Regions from separate parts of the Homo sapiens genome. Here region 1 is linked to region 2. Evidence: read pairs that join two places in POLR2A ChIA-PET (ENCODE). Cell type or tissue: HCT116. All regions are shown on one strand. Each heading gives the region's core, and the rest is flanking DNA. Links, peaks and the distances in the headings are about the cores only. Region 1 overlaps GPR4 (G protein-coupled receptor 4). Region 2 overlaps RTN2 (reticulon 2).

What was found. Peaks named below come from ENCODE experiments on the same cell type or tissue, not always from the same donor. Only the 100,000 strongest peaks of a DNase experiment are listed, where the experiment ranks them.
Region 1: POLR2A ChIA-PET joins it to region 2 with 5 read pairs; 11 of 35 experiments call an interaction of 5 or more read pairs at or near these places.

The regions. Positions count from the first base shown.
Region 1 is chr19:45,591,655-45,598,470 of GRCh38, forward strand. GPR4 (G protein-coupled receptor 4) reads right to left here. Exons shown (of 2, transcript NM_005282.3): 2 at 1-1,043. The coding sequence starts at 212. Among named protein-coding and RNA genes, the nearest start is that of GPR4, 7.1 kb to the right of the region's middle. RefSeq lists enhancers at 5,722-6,359, 6,360-6,816. In HCT116, for the core only: no CTCF peak of the experiment used is centred there; no DNase peak of the experiment used is centred there; H3K27me3 peaks cover 59 bases.
Region 2 is chr19:45,481,810-45,488,625 of GRCh38, forward strand. RTN2 (reticulon 2) reads right to left here. Exons shown (of 11, transcript NM_005619.5): 9 at 6,662-6,708; 10 at 4,246-4,304; 11 at 3,485-3,980. The coding sequence ends at 3,899. Among named protein-coding and RNA genes, the nearest start is that of TRU-TCA1-1, 6.5 kb to the left of the region's middle. In HCT116, for the core only: CTCF peaks have their summits at 3,599 and 4,117 (motif pointing left); DNase peaks (open chromatin) are centred at 3,672 and 4,112; H3K4me3 peaks cover 1,150 bases; H3K27ac peaks cover 2,099 bases.

The DNA of each region.
Region 1 (6,816 bases), core at 1,721-5,720, 110 kb after region 2:
GGCAGCGTGCAGATGTACAGCAGGTCGGCGATGCTGAGGTTCATCAGGTAGACGCCCAGCTCGTTGCGCTGTTGCACCTGGCGGTAGGCCGCCCACAGAGCCAGGCAGTTGGTGGGCAGCCCCACGCCGATGACAAAGATGTAGAGGGATGGCGGAAAGAGGTGGTCCACGCGCGAGTCCACGTGGCAGCCCTCCCACGTGTGGTTGCCCATGGTGGGCACTTCGGCTTCTGGGGCGCTTCCCCTGGCCCACGGGGGCTGTGGGGCCACAGGGAGCGGGAGGCCATGGGGCCCCCTGAGCCCCTTCCTTGGAGGCTCAGGGGAACATGGTGGGATGTGGTCTACAGGGAAGAGATGAGGTTGGGTAGGCTGGGCTGGGCTGGGAAGGGCAGAGCTTGAGAGGGAAAAGTTGGAGGAGGGATGGAATTATGACAGGAGGGAAGTCTGGAGGATGGTGAGATTAATAAAGAGGTTTTTCAAGGAGGTTATGTATGGAGTCAGTGTGTCAACGAGGGAGTATGGGGGTGACACAAAAATTGGTCTCCGGGAGTGTTTATGGAGGAGACGAAAGCATCGCTGGGCAATGGTGAGAAGGAGATGGTTTGCAGGGCAATTAGGAAGTATGTGTAGCCATATTGAAGTAATAATGGCGGGGGAATGTTCTAGAAGACACAAGAAATACATGAGAAAGTGTTGAGATAGGACACAGCGCAGTTAGGGAGTGTTGGAAAGTTCAGGCAATGTGGGTGGGAGTGCTGGCATTTCCTAGGACCCCAGAAAGCAACAGAGATAAGTAAGGTCACCAGTAAGGAGAAGGTTCTGGAAAAGGAGGTGTCTGGCACAGGGTGGACAAAGATAAAAGGCTCGGTCTGTGGACGGCAGGAAGGAGTCTTAGGAAACAGGAAGGAGGTGAGTAAGGTCTAGATCAGAGGTAAGTTTGGGGACGGAAGGGAAATTTCAATGGGGGCAGGGGAGGGACTCCAGACTGGTCCTGGTGGGGGCTGAGGGATTGGGATGAAGTCAGTTCACCGCTGACTGCAGTGCCTGTTGGGAGAGAGGACAGCAGTGAGGGAGTCATGGACACTCCAACCTTCTTCTCCCCACACTCCTCACCATAATTGCTGTGAACTGCAGAGACTGGACACCCCAACAATGCCTACTTCAGCCCCATCCTAAGCAACCACTCTCTGAAAACACAGATTTGAGGTGTCAGGCATATTTTCCCCTGACAGATATTAGAATAAAGACCCAACTCAGGCCGGGTGCAGTGGCTCATGCCTGTAATCTCAACACTTTGGGAGGCCGAGGTGGGAGGTTCGCTTGAGCCTAGGAGTTCAAGACCAGCCTGGGCAATGCAGTGAGACCCAGTCTCTACAAAAAATAAAAATAAAAATATTAGCCAGGTGTGGTGGTACATACCTGTAGTCACAGCTACTGGGGAGGCTGAGGTAGGAGGATCACTTGATCCCAGGGGATTCAGGCTGTAGTGAGCTATAATCACACCACGGCACTCCAGCTTGGGCAACAGAGTGAGACCCTGTCTCAAAAAAAAAAAAAAAAAAAAAGGTAGGGTGTGGTGGCTCGCACCTGTAATCCCAGAACTTTGGGAGGCCGAGGCAGGCAGATCACGAGGTCAGGAGTTCAAGAACAGCCTGGCCAACATGGTGAAACCCCATCTCTACTAAAAATACAAAAATTAGCTGGATGTGGTGGCACGTGCCTGTAATCCCAGCTACACAGGAGGCTGAGGCAGGAGAATTGCTTGAAACCAAAAGGCGGAGGTTGCAGTGAGCTGAGATCGCACCACTGCACTCCAGCCTGGGCAAAAGAGTAAAACTCTGTCTCAAAAAAAAAAGAAGAAAAGAAAAAAAAGAAAAAAAAAAGGAAAGAAAGAAAGAGAAAAAGGGAAAAAAATGACCCAACTCAGATTTTAGCATTTTCCTGCAGAATTCCTGTAAAACTGGCACAGGTATCATATCATGCTTCAGGAAATGCCAGACTAGTCTAACTCTATCATGTCACAGACAGGGAGAAGGGGCCCAGAGAGGCTGAGTCACCTCCCTAAGGATGCACAGCATGGCAGCAATAGGGCCAGGGCTGGGGCCAGCCTCCCACTCCTTACCCAAGAATCCCATTCTTGTCAACAAGGATAATAACAGCAAACGTTAATTGAGCCCTACTACATAGCAGATCCCATTCCAGGCATTTTTATGCATATTATTTCTTTTTATTTATTTATTTTTTGAGACAGGGTCTTGCTCTTTTGTCCAGACTAGAATGCAGTAGCACGATCACAGCTCACAGCAGCCTCAACCTCCTGGGCTTCCAGTGATCCTCCTGCCTCAGCCTCCCAAGTAGCTGGGAACACAGGCATGCACCACCATGCCTGGCTTAAAAAAAAAAAAAAAAAATATATATATATATATATATATATATATATAAAATAGATGCAGGTCTTCCTGTGTTGCCCAGGCTGGTCTCTTGAACTCCTGAGCTCAAGAGATCCTTCCCTGTAATCGCAGCACTTTGGGAGGCTGAGGCGGGCGGATCATGAGGTCAAGAGATCAAAACCATCCTGGCCAAAATGGTGAAACCCTGTCTCTACTAAAAATACAAAAATTAGCTGGGCATGGTGGCGCACACCTGTAGTCCCAGCTACTCAGGAGGCTGAGGCAGGATAATCGCTTGAACCTGGGAGGCGAAGGTTGCAGTGAGCTGAGATCACGCCATTGCACTCCAGCGGGGGTGACAGAGCCAGACTCCGTCTCAAAAAAAAAAAAAAAAAAAAAGAGATCCTCCCACCTTGGCCTCCCAAAATGCTAGGATTATAGGAGTGAGCCACCATGCCCGGCCAATTTATGGATATTACTTCTTTGAAATTTTCAAGACTCCTATGAGGAAAGTAGTTGTTCTTTCTCTTTGACAAACTGAGGCACAGAGCTGTTCCAAGACCTGTCCAAGGTCCTGATGTCTAGAGTGCAGCCATCTCTGCTCTCAGTCCTCATCTCCAGCCTGTGCTTCAGTTTCCACCCCAGAATAACTGGACAGGCCAGGCACAGTGGCTCATGCCTGTAATCCCAGCACTTTGGGAGGCCAAGGCGGGAGGATCGCCTGAGGTCAGGAGTTCAAGATCAGCCTGGCCAACATGGTGAAACCCTGTCTCTACTAAAAATACAAAAATTAGCTGGGCGTGGTGGCACATACCTGTAATCCCAGCTACTCGGGATGCTGAGGCGAGAGGATTGCTTGAGCCCAGGAGGCAGAGGTTGCAGTGAGCTGAGATAGCATCACTGCACTCCAGCCTGGGAGACAAGAGAGGAACTCCATCTCAAAAAAAAGAAGTCCAGGCACGGTGGCTCACGCCTGTAATCCCAGCACTTTGGGAGGCCAAGGCGGGAGGATCACCTGAGGTCGGGAGTTCGAGACCAGCCTGACCAACATGGAGAAGCCCTGTCTCTACTAAAAATACAAAATAAGCTAGGTGTGGCGGCACATGCCTGTAATCCCAGCTACTTGGGAGGCTGAGGTGGGAGAATTGCTTGAACCCGGGAGGCAGAGGTTGCAGTGAGCTGAGATGGTGCCATTGCACTACAGCCTGGGCAACAAGAGCGAACTCCATCTCTAAATAAATAAATAAATAAATAAATAAATAAATAAATAAATAAAAAATAACTGGACAGAAAAGGGCCCTGGGCTGCCAGTGGGGACTGGGAACCAAAGCTGCAGAGGAGTAAGGGAAAGGGGAGAGCCAGGAGCTGCTGGGAACAGTCAAGGTCAAGATCAAGATCAGGGAGCATGGGGAAGCCCTGGGGTTAGCGCCAGCAGTCTCCTCCCTCAGGGACCACTCTCTTCACTGTCTCTGCCCTTTCCCCCGCAATTTTCCTGAGTGAGAACCTTGAGCCTGTCACCCACTTTGTTCTGGGAAGATCTGCATACACAGGGCAAAGGATATTCATGGACCAAGCCCCTGACTATCATCAACCCCGCAGAGAAGCAGAGCCAAGTCCAGAGTCACAGGCAGCTTCAGGAGCCATTCCATCCAGGGGTCTTTTGGTTTAGTTCTTTTGGACGTGAAACCTGGCTTTTTTTTTTTTTCCCCCAACAAGATCTTAACCAGAAACCAATCTAAAACAGTGAAAAGGGTGAGCTGCTAGCTGCTCTGGTGAAACAAGGTGGGGGTGGAGAGGCCACCTCTGAAGAATCCCCAGGATGCACTTTTAAAACATGTTAAAAATGGAGTTTAAGGTGGAGTCTATTGACAAATGAGGAAACCAATCCCCAGAGAGGGGACGGAAGGAGGTCCATGGGAGCCTCCCAGATGCCAGAGCATCTTTCCATGGGAAAGTCCTCTGGGCTCCACCTCCCCAGTGCTTCCTGAATCTGTGTGCGTCTCTCTCAAACGCCTGCCACTGTCCACTCTGCGTCAGCATCAGCGTCATCACTCGCTGGGATCATTGCAGTAGCATCACCATTGCTTTTCTGGGCTACTCTGGCTTCCTTCAAATCACTTCCCATATGGCAGCCAGAAAGATCTTTCTTTTCTTTTCTTCTTTTTTTTTTTTTTTTTGAGATGGAGAGTTTCACTCTTGTCACCTAGGCTGGAGTGCAATGTCCCAATCTTGGCTCACCACAACCTCTACCTCCCGGGTTCAAGTGATTCTCCTGCCTCTTCCTCTGGAGTAGCTGGGATTACAGGCATGCGTCACCACGCTCAGCTAATTTTGTATTTTTAGTAGAGACAGGGTTTCTCCATGTTGGTGAGGCTGGTCTCGAACTCCTGACCTCAGGTGATCCACCCACCTTGGCCTCCCAAAGTGCTGGGATTACAGGCGTGAGCCACCGCGCCCGGGCAAGATCTTTCTATCATGAAAATCAGCTCTTTCTTTTCTTCTTTTCTTTTCTTTCTTTCTTTCTTTTTTTTGAGACAGGGTCTCACTCTGTCATGCAGTAGTGCAATCTTGACTCACTGCAGTCTTGACCTCATGGGCTCAAGCCATCCTCCCACCTCAGCCTCGTAAGTGGCTGGGACTACAGGTGTGTGCCACCACACCTGGCTAATCGTTCTATTTTTTGTGGAGATGGGGTTTCCCCATGTTGCCCAGGCCGGTCTCCAACTCCTGGGCTCAAAAGATCTTCCTGCCTTGGCCTCCCAAAGTGCTGGGATTACAGGCATGAGCCACCACATGCAGCCTAGTTCTTGTTACTTCCCTGCTTGAAACCCTCCAATGGCTTCTGAATGGACTTGCGGTAAAATCCAGACTCCTCATCCGGAGTCACAAGGTTCTGTCTGACCTGCTGGGGCAGCCTAGCCAATCTCACTCACCTCTCCTTCCTGCCTCAGCAGTCTCAAGGCCAGTGAGTGACCTTCTTTCCAGCCTCAAACCTTTGCACACTTACCATACTCTCAGTCTGGAATGCTCTTTTTTTTTTTTGGAGACAGAATCTTACTCTGTCGCCCAGGCTGGAGTGCAGTGGCACGATCTCGGCTCACTGAAACCTCCGCCACCTGGGTTCAAGTGAGTCTCCTGCCTTGGCTTCCTGAGTAGTTGGGATTACAGGTGTGCACCACCATGCCCAGCTAATTTTTGTATTTTTAGTAGAGATGGGGTTTTACCATGTTGGCCAGGTTGGTCTCGAACTCCTGTTCTCCAGTGATCCACCCACCTTGGCCTCTCAAAGTGCTGGGATTACAGATGTGAGCCACTGCTCTTCCTTCAGATAGTCTGAGTAGCTCCGTTCCCTCCTTCACTTCCTCGGGAGTCCCTCTCCATTCAGTCCCCGACTCTCCCCTGCCCCAGGACCCTCTCCTCACATCACCCTGTTTTGTTTGTGTCTGTCTGCCTAGAATAGGTTGTCCAGGAGGGCAGAGACTTTGTGTGCCTTGTTGACTGCTGTATCCCCAGCATCCAGGACAGGCCCAGCATACAGTAGGTGCTCAATAAATTACCAAGGTCATGGTCAGGGAGCACAGAGCCATTTGCCAATGGCAAAAACCATTCCAGAAGCTTTGCAGAGGCCAGAGGCATGGAGTAAAAACATACTCTCTGCCCATGAGGCTGCCCCACCCCACCCCAGGCTCAAACAAGGGCATGGGGAGGAGGGGGAAGGGAGGGAGAGGAGTCCATTCCCAGGGGAAGAGGTGGTCAGGGGAGAGCTGGAAAGGGCAAGATCTATCCGCTTCTTAATTGACTTTGAAAGGTCAGGGCTGAGTCGTGCTCAGTAAGTCCTGCCCCCTGTGGGGTCCTCAGCGGCAGAGCTGCCTCCCCCACCCCAGACTCTTGGGCAGAAGCTTGTGGGTCCTGTGGAGATGGGATGGGTGGGGGCGTACTCCAGGCTGGAACAGTGTGATCCAGTCCCTCCCTTCCACTTGAAACCTCCCACCCAGACCAAGTCACTCAAAATAACCTCCCTCCCCTCTCCTCTGCCCTCTCTCTCCCCATCTCTCTGCCCCTAGTCTCTCCCTTCCTCCTGTGACATTTAGAGAATTAGGTCTCCAGGAGCCTCAGTTTCTCCCTTCTGTAAAAGGGGGCACAGGCTTTATAGTCATCACATCACAGACCGGAACGTCCTTGCTAGAATGCGATATCAGCTCCGTAACATGCAGTATTTGAACGATTATTATTATTCCACGGGGACTAGGGGGCTGAGACAAGAAATAAACCGGTTCTTCATGGCAGGAGACACCCACCGAGGGCTAGAAGTCCCCTTTGCCCCACTTTCTATCGACCCCCAGGGCTCTGCTGACCTAACTCGGGTACCCGGGCAGGAGACACTTCCGGCAGCCAGAGGAGGAAATACACTTCCCATTGCTAATTTC
Region 2 (6,816 bases), core at 1,411-5,410:
CAAAATCTCAATCAGACCCTCTTCCACCACTTTTTGTGATAGATCAATAAACATTTTGTCTTATGGGAAGTTTAACTAAGAGTATCTTTAGAAAGTTTTGGACAGGCGCTGTAATCCCAGCACTTTGGGAGGCCGAGATGAGCGGATAGCTTGAGCCCAGGAGTTAGAGACAAGCCTGGGCAACATAGTGAGACTCTGTCTCAAAAAAAAAAAAAAGAAAGAAAGAAAAGAAAAAAAGAAAAAAAAAGTATTCCCTCTGCTTGGCAAATCCAGATTCAAGATATATCCCCTAAACCCTCTTTGTTTTAATTAGATAGTTGCTGCTAGGCACCTCTGTATACAAATTCTGAGGATGTAAGGACTCCTTGGAACACCGTTATCTGTCTCCTAATATGTGACGTGTGTATGACGAACAAGTGAGTTTTTTTTTTTTTTGTTTCTTTTTTTTGGTTTTTTGTTTTGAGACGCAGTCTCGCTCTGTCGCCCAGGCTGGAGTGTAGTGGCGCGATCTTGGCTCACTGCAAGCTCTGCCTCCCAGGTTCACGCCATTCTCCTGCCTCAGCCTCCCTAGTAGCTGGAACTACAGGCGCCCGCCACCACTCCCGGCTAATTTTTTTGTATTTTTAGTAGAGACGGGGTTTCACCGTGTTAGCCAGGATGGTCTCGATCTCCTGACCTCATGATCTGCCCGCCTCGGCCTCCCAAAGTGCTGGGATTACAGGCGTAAGCCACCGAGCCCGGCTTTTTTTTGAGATGGAGTTTCCCTCTTGTTGCTCAGGCTGGAGTGCAGTGGTGTGATCTCGGCTCACTGCAACTTCCGCCTCCCGGGTTCAAGCGATTTTCCTGCCTCAGCCTCCCAAGTAGCTGGGATTACAGGCATGCACCACCACGCCCGGCCAATTTTGTATTTTTAGTAGAGACATGGTTTCTCCATGTTGGTCAGGCTGGTCTCCAACTCCCGACCTCAGGTGATCCACGTGCCTTGGCCTCCTAAAGTGCTGAGATTACAGGCGTGAGCCACTGCGCCTGGCTGCACAAACATTTTAAACGTCAATATTTTTGTGTTTATTTTTACTATTGTCTTCTATTTCTGGCAAGCAATACTGGTTTCTGGTGGCAAGGTAACCTTTCTTCTTAAAATACATTTGTTATTATATTATTAAATATTAAACCAATTTTCAAGAAAAATATTAGATAAATAGCAGAACAGGTTGTAGAAAGATGAAGGTCATGTGGGGAATGACTGAGGTTTGGGAAACAATATTATAACTCCTTACTGTGCATTTATTATATGCCAGGCCCAATGCCAAGGGCTTTACATGTAGGTATAGTTATGGTTGACAGTTTTCTTCTTTTTCTTTTCTTTTTTTTTGAAACAGGGTCTTGCTCTGTCGCCCTGTCTGGAGTGCAGTGACACAATCTCAGCTCACTACAACCTCCACCTCCTTAGTTCAAGTGATTCTCCTGCCTCAGCCTCCCGTGTAGCTGGTCTTACAGGTGCCCACCACCACATCCGGTATTTTTAGTAGGGACGAGGTTTTACCATGTTGGCGAGGCTTGTCTTGAACTCCTGACCTCAGGTGATCCACCTTCCTTGGCCTCCCAAAGGCTGGGATTACAGGTGTGAGCCACTGCACCTGGCCTCTTTTTTTCTTACTTAATTTTTTTGTAGAGATGAGGTCTATGTTGCCCAAACTTGTCTCGAACTCCTGGCCTTAAGTGATCCTCCCTCCTTGGCCTTCCAAAGTGCTGGGATTGCAGACGTGAGCCATCGTGCCCGGCCTAATAAGTTTTCCATTTGAGGAAACTGAGGCTTTGAGAGATGAAGTCATATGCTCAAGGTCATACAGCGAAGGGGTAGTAGAGCCAGGATTCAAACCCAAGTCTGTGGATCTTTAGACCTCAGTGTTCTCCCAGTCTCCCCACGGGTCCCTTTGCTTCATCCTTTCCGAGTTTAGTTGTCTTTTTTGTTGTTGTTCTTGTTGTTGCTGTTTTTTGATAGAGTCTCGCCCTGTTGCCCAGGCTGGAGTGCAGCGGCATGATCCTGGCTCACTGCAACCTCTGCCTCCTGGGTTCAAGTGATTCTCCTGCCTCAGGCTCCCGAGTAGCTGGGATTACAGGTATGCGCCGCCACACCCAGCTAATTTTTGTATTTTTAGTAGAGATGGAGTTTCATCATGTTGGTCAGGCTGGTCTGGAACTCCTGACCTCAGTGATCTGCCCACCTTGGCCTCCCAAAGTGCTGGGATTACAGGCGTGAGCCACTACGCCCAGTATGTAGTTTTTTTGTGTTTTGTTTTTGTTTTTGTTTAGAGACAGGGTCTCCCTCTGTAACTCAGGCTGAAGTGCAGTGGTGTGATCATAGCTCTCTGTAACCTCGAACTCCTGGCCTCAAGCAATTTTCCTGTCTTAGCCTCCCAAGTACCTGGGACTACAGGCATGCACCACCACGCCCGGATAAATTTTTTTTTTTTTTAGAGACGGGGGTCTTGTTATGTTGCTCAGGGTGGTCTCGAACTTTTGGCCTCAAGTGATCTTCCCACATTGGCCTCCCGAAGTGTTGGGATCACAGATGTGAGTCATCATGCCAGGCCTCAGATTAGTGTTGAAACTGGAAGTCCAGGGAGGCCCTGTATTTGTTCCCGAGGCAATCAGGGTGGGGAGACGTGGGTGGATGAGAGAAGTTTGTGAGGCAGGATAGACACAGCATTGTGACTGATTGTTTGTGGGAGGTGAGTGTGTAGAAGTCCAGAGCCATACCTGGGTGTCTGGCCTGGTGACACCGTGGGCAGTGAAAACATCTCTGAGTTGGAAATCAGGTAGGATGAAGAAGACGTTTGGTTAGATTTAGGGTGGAAGGGGCATCCAGAGGCCGTTGGACACGTGGGTTTGGGCTCAGTTGAGGTGGCTGCACAGTAGGCAGGGTGTGGGATCCATTAGTGATGTCTGCCTTGAGCACAGGCATGGGAAGTGGCTGCCAAGGCTTGGCTAACCCTGGAATGGGTGGTCTGTCAGCATCTTCCCCTCAATCATTTCTTTCTTTTTTTTTTTTTTGAGACAGAATCTCGCTCTGTCGCCGAGGCTGGAGTGCAGTGGCGCAATCTTGGCTCACTACAACCTCCATCTCCCAGATTCAAGCGACTCTCATGCCTCAGCCTCCCGAGTAGCTGTGATTACAGGCATGCACCACCACACCCGGCTAAATTTTGTATTTTTAGTAGAGATGAGGTTTCACCATGTTGGCCAGGCTGGTCTTGAACTTCTGGTCTCAAGTGATCCGCCCTCCTCGGCCTCCCAAAGTGCTGGGATTACAGGCGTGAGCCACTGCGCCCGGCCTCCCCTCAATCATTTCATAACCTACACAGATGGCAGAGGGAGCTCCTTCTCCAGAGATGGGGAAGGTTCTCCTGGAGTGTCACTTAAGTGCCTTTCAGTGCAGAAAGGTGAACAACTGGAGGGTTCTGGAAGCACAAGAGGCCTCGGGTTTTCCACAGGAGTCTTTATTACAGTGTAAATCCAAGCTCAGGCCTCCCCTGGGCCCCATGCAAAGCCCCGGCGTTGGGGCTAGTAGCATCCAGGAGACACCAACGCCTCACGGCGCCTCCAGCGGCGGGTCCGGAAGTGCAGGGTGGTGCCCTGTCTAGGCAACTACAAGTCCCAGCAGGCCCCGCGGCCAAGGTGCCTCGTCTTTCCTGGACTCCTGGAGCAGAGCCTCTTGGGAAATGTAGTCCTGGTCGCTCAGGTAATTAGCGCAGAGTCCCTAGTGGGAGTGATCCTGACACCCACCGGGAAAAGGCTCGGGCCGAGGAGGGGGGTGGGTGGGAACGGACAAGAGATGGAGGGGGCCAGAGGGCTGCGGGGGCTGGGGGCAGGCGTCCTGCGGGCAGAGACACCGTTCTCATTCGGCTTTGGCTTTGGATCCGGAGACTGCGGCTGCTGCAGAGGCCAGGGCTCCGGTCCCTGGGATTTTAGCTCGGATCCTGAAGGAGAAACAGGTGGGATCACGAGGTGGGGCAAGAGACGCGGGGTGGGCATCTGGGGACAACGGGGAAAGCTGGGTGGGAAACTGACCAAGAGCCCGAAGCCAGCTCCTGCCCTCCACCTAGTGGCCTACATTGGAATTGCCTCCTCAGCCTTTTCAAGGGGACATTACCCCAGGAGATTTGCGGACAGCGAGAGTAGAAAGGAAAGGTTCCCAAGCTCCCCCACTTCCCCCTCCCATCGACCTCCGCCCCATGCTCTTACTTAGCTTTGATGTGGCTCAACTGATTGGTCACCAACCCCACATATTGGTCGATCTGAGCCTGGGGAGACCAAAGAAAGGTGAAAGAAGGGATTGGAGGGGTTTCTTCTCTTTAGTCACATAGGAGGCTGCTTCCTCCCCAACCTCCAAATTAGGAGTTGTGAAGAGTGGCCCACCACGCCACCCCCGGCTCTAAACTTCATAGAATACATTAGATGCCAGAGATGCCAGTTATAGGGTCAGTGAGTTGGGCCATACTCTGTATGGAGAGTGATGTCAGGTGGAACGCACAAGTATCTGGCAGTGAGGCCGTGTCCTGGGCACGATGGTTAATCTTTGAGTGAGTTTGCATACGTGTGTGTTGTGGGGTAGGGTGAGAACAGAAGGCACTGGCATTGGTCACCGAGTCCCTGAGTGGATTGATTTATATACTCGTGTTTTTTAAAAAATTATTTATTTATTTGTATTTATTTTTTTGAGACAGGGTCTCGCTCTGTCACCCAGCCTGGAGTGCAGTGGCATGATCTCGGTTCTCTGCAACCTCAGCCTCCTGAGTTCAAGCGATTCTCCTGCCTCAGCCTCCCGAATAGCTGGGATTACAGGTGTGCACCAACATGCCCGGCTAATTTTTGGATTATTTATTTATTTTTTTCTTGTTCTTTTTTTTTTCTTTTTCTTTCTTTCTTTTTTTTTTTTTCCTGAGACGGAGTCTTGTTCTGTGGCCCAGGCTGGACTGCAGTGGTGCAATCTCAGCTCACTGCCACCACTGCCTCCCGGGTTCAAGCGATTCTCCTGCCTCAGCCTCCCGAGTAGCTGGGATTACAGGTGGACACCACCAAGCCTTGCTAATTTTTGGATTTTTAATACAGACAGGGTTTTACCATGTTGGCCAGGCTGGTCTCGAACTCCTGACCTCAAGTGATCCGCCTGCCTCAGCCTCCCAAAGCTGGGATCACAAGCGTGAGCCACCATGCCCAGCCTTTTTTTTTTTTTTTTTTTTTTTTTTTTTAGATAGGGTCTTGCTCTGTTGCCCAGGCTGGAGTGCAGTGGCATGATCACAGCTCACTGCAGCCTCTACCTCCTAGGGTTCAACTCATCCTCTTGCTTCAGCTTTCAGAGTAACTGGGACTATAGGTGTGTGCCACCACACCTGGCTAGTTTTTAACCTTTTTGTAGAGATGGGGGTCTTACTATGTTGCCGAGGCTGGTCTTGAACTTCTGGCCTCAAGCAATTCTCCTGTCTCAACCTCCCAAAGTGCCGGGATTACAGTTGTGAGCCACTGTGCCTGGCCTGATTTAAATACAGTTTAATTGTGAGTCTTGGTGATTCCAGCCTGTGAAGGACAGAGTTAGGACTAACTGGCAGGGCATATTATCATGTGGCTCCCAGCTGTGCTGGAGAAGGGGCTGTCAGTCCATCCGCCTGTCTCTGGATAGGATGGATGTCAGCAGTCCTGCTAATGTCAGTCTTGTGGGCAACAGCCATCCCACTCTTGATTTTATTTTTATGTTTTTATTTTTTATTTTTTGGTTTTTTTTTTTTTTTTTTTTGAGACAGACTCTTGCTCTGTCACCCAGGCTGGAATGCAGTAGCATTTAACTGACATGTCAGTTAAAATCAAGAGTGAAGGCCAATCTCAGCACTTTGGGAGGCCAACGCGGGCAGATCACCTGAGGTCGGGAGTTGGAGACCAGCCTGGCCAGCATGGTGAAACCCGGTCTCTACTAAAAATACAAAAAATTAGCCAGGCATGGTGGCAGGCACCTGTGATCCCAGCTACTCGGGAAGCTGAGGCAGGAGAATCGCTTGAACCTGGGAGGCAGAGGCTGCAGTGAGCCAAGATCGTGCCACTGCACTCCAGTCTGGGCAACAGAGCGAGACTCCATCTCAAAAAAAAAAAAAAAAAAAGGCAGCAAAGGCTAGGCACAGTGGCTCACGCCTGTAATCCCAGCACTTTGGGAGGCCAAGGTGGGCAGATCACTTGAGGTTAGGAGTTTGAGACCAGCCTGGCCAGCATGGCAAAACTCCGTCTCTGCTAAAAATACAAAAATTAGCCGGGCACGGTGGCCATATGCCTGTAATCCCAGCTACTCAGAGATTGAGGCAGGAGACTTGCTTGAGCCCAGGAAACGGAGGTTGCAGTGAGCCGAGATCACACCACTGCACTCCAGCCTGGGCAACAGAGCAAGACTCTGTCTCAAAGAAAACCCAAAACAAAACAAAAACAAACAAAAAGCCTGTCCCTGGCTGATGCTGATAAGACATGTTACTTAGACTCTGGTTGTATTGGGAAGGTGCTGCAGCCAGGACACCTGTGTCTGGCCGGGACATCTGTCAATGGGACCCCGGTTCTGGAAGGAGATGGTCAGACCCCCATGTTTAGCTGGGGTGCTGACAACTGAGGGTGTCACACTCACCTGGTGCTGCCGGTACAGCAGGGGGATGGTGAATAGACCAATCACTCCTGTGGGTACAGAGATGGGGGCGTCAGGGTGTTCCCAAGAGATGAACAGTTCCATCTGGAGCCCTGTCCCCCACCAGACTCCAAGTCCCCATTTGCCCCTTACGGCCT